Linked DNA regions of Mus musculus: region 2 is linked to region 1. The links are chromatin contacts, found by Hi-C or POLR2A ChIA-PET in ENCODE. All regions are on one chromosome and are shown on one strand. The core of a region is the stretch at or near the end of the contact, and the rest is flanking DNA. Distances in the headings are between cores, read along the strand shown.

The links. Hi-C counts contacts between places; a loop is a spot of excess contacts on that map. ChIA-PET counts read pairs that join two places held with the same protein, here RNA polymerase II (POLR2A).
Region 2: a map of heart shows a loop between it and region 1 (2.8-fold over the local background). The contact joins the promoter of Glyr1 here to the promoter of Rogdi in region 1. A Hi-C loop is called at or near these places in 3 of 37 maps with a recorded cell type or tissue (all heart). POLR2A ChIA-PET finds 5 or more read pairs at or near these places in 5 of 5 experiments (Patski and embryonic stem cell).

The regions. Positions count from the first base shown.
Region 1 is chr16:5,012,230-5,014,929 of GRCm38, forward strand. Rogdi (rogdi homolog) reads right to left here and starts at 1,324. Exons shown (of 11, transcript NM_133185.2): 1 at 1,234-1,324; 2 at 1,074-1,145; 3 at 198-280; 4 at 12-66. The coding sequence starts at 1,278. It overlaps Glyr1 (glyoxylate reductase 1 homolog (Arabidopsis)), which reads right to left. Exons shown (of 16, transcript NM_001079814.1): 16 at 1,673-2,700.
Region 2 is chr16:5,048,615-5,051,314 of GRCm38, forward strand. It overlaps Glyr1 (glyoxylate reductase 1 homolog (Arabidopsis)), which reads right to left and starts at 1,296. Exons shown (of 16, transcript NM_001079814.1): 1 at 1,192-1,296; 2 at 136-172. The coding sequence starts at 1,229. Ubn1 (ubinuclein 1) reads left to right here and starts at 1,443. Exons shown (of 19, transcript NM_026666.4): 1 at 1,443-2,167.

The DNA of each region.
Region 1 (2,700 bases), core at 74-2,573:
GGGGGACTCACCGCTTGGCTGAGGGCATCCCCTTGCAGAGTCAGAGTCCCTTTCACCTGGTCTGTGCTGTAACACACACGAGTCAGAGGAGCGCCTGCTACTGCTCCCTCCCCTTGCAGGCTGCCCCACCGTACCCTGGGCATTTCCTCCCCCCAGGTGTACACCCCTTCCAAAGGCTCCTGCCCAACCCAGCTCACCCACAGCTGCCCAGGATGAAGTTCTCCTGCTTGGCAGGGCCCTCGGTGCTGGGGCCTGGGAGAGTGAAGCGGAGAGAGGCCTCCTGTGGAAGACAGCGCAGTCCCAACACCTCACCTCAGTCTGGCCAGTGTTCCATTCCAAGGCCTGGATACTTTGCCAGGTTAGCAGGGGAAGGGACGAGGAGGGCAGGCCTGACCTGGCCCCTCTGCCTCTGCCCTACTAAACCTCCAAGATTTTATGAGCTCAGACCCGTTCATTCCAGTCCTGAGTATATCATGAGCAGCCAGGTGGAACACAGAACAGAGAGGCACAGTGCCTAGAAAGCTGGAGTGCTGTGATATGTGTGGGGAGCAGAGTCCCCGAATCAGACAATCAGTAGTCACAGTAACAGGCTTTGCTAGGTTACTGTCCTAGGCATTCTGTGAGATAGTTTATTTATCTTCACAAACAGACGTGTGAGCCTGGTTAGGGTAAGGGAACAGGCTCAGAAATCCGGGTAACTTGGCTGAGATCACTTCAGAGCTCGGATTATCAGTGTTGTTTTGAGACTGTTTTGTTTGAGACAGTGTTTCACAATGGAGCCTAAGGCTGGCTTCTAACTCATGAACCTCTAGCCTCACTCTTCCGAGTGCTGAAATCACAAGCTTTCACCACTACCCTGCTTGCTCACAGATAAATGTCAGTTTCGAAGATAGTTCACACTCAAGACCTGGTGCCCACTGCTTGTGTAATTACATGCCAGCATGTCTGCGTCTGAACTGTACTCTCAGAAGTGGGTATCTGCACGGGTCACGCTCAGCATCTGCTGTGTGCGATTGGCAGGACCCGGTGGATAGGAAGGATGGCAGGCCGGGCGGGACCAGCGGGAGCGTTACCTTGAGGATGTCCTGCAGCTGTCTCAGCACGGCGTGCACCTCAGCGTGCAGTAACCAGCGAAACTCCTCCTCCTGCGGACAGCGCGGCGTCAAACCCATCCCATCCCCGCCGCCGGTCGGCTGGCCGCCCGCCGCCCCCTGCCCGCCGAGCGCGTCCCACCAGTACTGCCCGCTCCGCGGCGCTCGCAGCCATCGCGGTCGCCATCCTCCTAGCCGCGCACCGTCTCTGAGGTCTGTAGTCAGGAGCTTGGCGCGCAACGCCCGCCCCTTTTTCGCCTCCTCCCGTGACCGATTGGCAAATAGGGCACAAGCTCCGCCCTCAAGCCGGCTACGCCTCAAGCGACTGGCTGTAGCTTCTAGTCCTGGCTGGTGAGTGGCTAGACGGATAGGCCACGCCTCGCCTTCTATCCGCCCGCCTCAATCCCTGTTTTTCAGCAGGGACCCGGGCTTTGGCCACCACTGATTGGTCGGCGGGGCCGTCCATCAAGTTATTCCAGTATTGTCCGGCTAGATGGAGCCCGCCCAGGGTTCCACCGGGAAAGAATCAGGTGAGTTGGCTCCTACCTAGGTCCCCCTAGCATTTGGGTACAATGATACAGTTATGGTACCAAGAAATGTTTTATTTTTTTTTCTTGCAGTAGCTTTGTTAATTGCACAAAATCATGTTTTGTTTTTTTGCCATTTAAACATTATCACACAATCCTATTCTGAAAGACAAATGTTCATTAAAAACAAAGTGAAAATAAAAATTCACAACCGTAATCACCTAGATCTGTCATTTCAAGGAAAAGCGGGAGTAGGGGCTTTCTTACAAGCATTTCCACAGTGTCACATTTTCTCCATAAAAGGAAAGGGTTTCAAAATGAAAGGTGAAATAGCTTAAACAGAAATAGTCATAAAAAGGAACTTTACAGAATTGTCAACAATATTAAGACAACATTGACTAACCGGTTTTCTTACAGCATCTTCCCCACCCCCAGCCCCCAGGACCAAGACAGGCTGTGTCCAGACAGAAACTGTTCAGCATCCCAGTGAATGGACAATTGCACTGAACTCCACAAGCATCCCCTGCCCCGTGCCCATGTCCTGAGATCCTTATCCCAGATGGAAAAGTTAAATCGTGGCTTTGAAAATCCAAACTCATGAGGAGGAAGGCTTCCTCGGGTGATTCCTCTCGTGTGACATTCTAAGCCTCTCTGGTCCCCTCTTCAAGGAGAAATGCTTCAAGTCCCAAAAAACCCAGAACTTGGAACCACTGGCAGAAGTAAGGTTCCTCATCAAAAGCCCAGCCTAGGAAATGCTCATCTAGGAAATGCTTATTATTGGTGTTGATCAGGCTGGGGCTGGGTCAAAAGAGGATGGGACAGAAATATCTCCATGGAAGGAAAAGGGGAAGAGGGACATGCAGGGGACCTGTGTAGAGCAGGCTGAACAGGTAGCCCAGCTCAAGAGCCTGGCGTAATGGAAACAGGAAGGAGCCGCCCATACACTTCACTGCTCCCAAGGCCCTTACGGCCCCTTCCCTTGGGCTGGAATGCAAATCCAAATGAAACCTCCTGGGAGGAACAGGCTCAGGACAGAAGACTGTAGACTCTGCTCCCCCTGAAGAGGGGTCTATGTGGCTATG
Region 2 (2,700 bases), core at 46-2,545, 36 kb after region 1:
TAACTGGAGGCAAAACACTACATTTTATCAAAATGAGCCCATTTTAAGTCAGTGTTAGAGAATGGAGGAAATTCAACATGTTAACCCTCTCCCTTAGCTTCAACTACCTTCTTTTAAAACCAACAATGCACTCACCTTTCCTGGCCAGGGAGGATACCGGCCCAGTTTCCCCCTAGAGAAAATAATACAAACAGTCAGAACTTGCCCTGGAAAAGCCAGTCCATCTCCTTCAGCCCACTCAACAAGCAATCTATGCTTCTAACTCTAGGCTGAACAAAAGGGCCAGAACAAAAGCAGGCAAACCAGATGGGTCTTTCACAGCTGGGCTCAGGGCCCTCACATATTACATACAAAACTGTATATATATATATATGTGTGTGTGTGTGTGTGTGTGTGTGTGTGTGCCTGAGATCTGTGCACTCTTCCCGAGAAGGAACATAGAAAAACAAAACCATCAGGACGTCACTGGTCTGGTACCTCCCTGGGAGAGTGTTGGAAACTTCTCTCTGTAAACACAGACTTCCCTAAGACTGATTTAATTCACCCCATGATCGGCTTTCCTTTGACAAATGATCATGGAAACCTTCCTCTAGGTAGGGAAACTACGCAGTTCCAAGGAGACAATGGTCACTCTTGGTTTTGGCTGTTGCAGGGGACACAAGGAACAGAACGAGAGGCACTGGATCACCGCCTAGCCATCATTTGCAAAGGAGAAGTCACCCTCCCCTCGGTTTCTTCATGGGGCAGCGCCGGGCAGTCGGATTTCGCCACCTGGAACCAAGCCTCGAGCCCACGTCTGTCCCAACCGAACGCGGGTATGGACGGCTCTGTCTCTAGCAAGGTATCCTCTCCTGCTTTGAGAGGAGGTCCGGAGAGACCCTGGGACTCCACGCCACGCCAGAGTTCTCTGCAGTGGCAGCTGGAGCCAGAGTTCTAGAGCCGTAACCCTCCCCTGGGATGGCCTCAGGGTTCAGAGCAGGGACCGCCGCGGCCCCTCTCGGCCTCGGTCCCCCGGGGACCGGACAGCCTCTTCCGCTCAAGCGTCGTTCACACCGCGGCGGCACCTCCTCTTCCCCACTCTCCGCCGTCCGGAGTGCATAATAAAACTACTCCTGGGCCAGCTGGCAACCCTGCGACCAGGAAAAGCAGCTTCGCGCCGTCTTTCGTTCAGCGCTGGTCGCCAGGACTCACCACACCAAGTCGCCGAGCCGCAGACTCACAGCCGCCATCTTACCACCCAACCACCGCCGCCGCACGGGCAGCCGGGAACTTCAGGTCGCCGCGGCACCGCCCATTGGAGTTGGCCTGACCACGTGACGGGTGTTTGCTGTCATCCGCCTAGCGGATGCGCTGACGTCACCGCGCCGCGGCCGTCCATTGGACTGCTTGGAGGCACGTGACTTGAGCGCCGCGCTCTCAGCGCGTCGAAGCCCAGAGACTCCAAGCTCCCGCCTCCCCCCTCCCCTCCGGCTCGTGACAACGAAGCATCCGCGGTCCAAAGCAGCGGCGGCGGAGGCGGCGCGGCCGGACTAGCGCGAAAGGGAGCCGACTGTGCTGCCCGCTCGCTTCCGGGACTCTAGACTCATTTCCAGTCTTTCCCGCTGCTTCCGTTACGGCTGTTAGGCAGGCGCGGGCCCCGGGCCGTTGCCGAGCCTGAGGTCCCGGGCGGATAGGTGTTGGAGTCCGGTTGCTGCCCTGACTGACCCTGGCGCGGCCTGGAAGCCAGTCTCGGTCCCAGCCCGGGGCAGAAGAGGCCCCGGTTGCCCGCGAGCCCGCGCTCGGGGCGGGAGCTCCAGACTGCTGAGGAGCGCCCAGCTCGACAGTCGGCTTCCGGAGCGGCGTCCCCGCCAAGCGTCCTCGGCGTCGCCCGACTTGTTTTCTTGGACGTGGACTTGGCATATCTCGGCTCCCCCCGCTGGCTGACAAGAGAAAGCGGCAGTTTGTCGAGAGGCTTCCTTCCCGCGGGCTGGGGAGCCGGCCATGGGCCGCGGCGCGGGCCCTCCGCGCGCCCGCCTGCAGCGCTCGGGAGCGGGCCGCTGAGCCGCGCCGCAACCCGAGGGTCCCGGGCCGGCATGAGGACCACCACGGGGGGACGTCTACGGCCCGCGTCGGCTCTGGGGACAACGGTGAGCGCCGCGGTCTGGTCCAGCCTCCCGCGTTAGCCTTCGTAAGTAGTGTGACACTTTGCAAGAAGTTTTGACAGCTGGAAGACAGGTGACAGTAATGGGAACTGGTACCTGCCGAGGGGCAGGGCGGCTGCCCTAAGTTCCGTAGACCGAGTTGAAGCTCGACTTTGAGCAAGAAAAGTCTCACACCCAAGAAAAGGCGGCAGGAGTCTGTGTCAGGGTGGACTTAACTTACAGCTGTACTTTCTGAAGTCAACGCCTGCTCGGAAGGTGACGGGTTCACGCCCCTTTCCCCAAAGCAGTGTCCTTGTAGAGGCTTTGGTTGTCAATTGCTCTGAGAGATGGTGTGGTGGAGAAGCTGGGTGGTTGACCCCAGCTTGTTTTTTCTTTGGAAGAAGTACCACATTTTTCAAGGACTGTCATTTACATTGTGTGTTAATTAAACACGAACTGACCATTTAAAGTGTATTTAAGATTTCATAAAATTTGACAAATGTTCTTAATTTAGAAATTAGAGTTTTCCAGGAATTTAAGAATATTGTAATGACTTGTCTTTAAATGTAAATCTTTACAA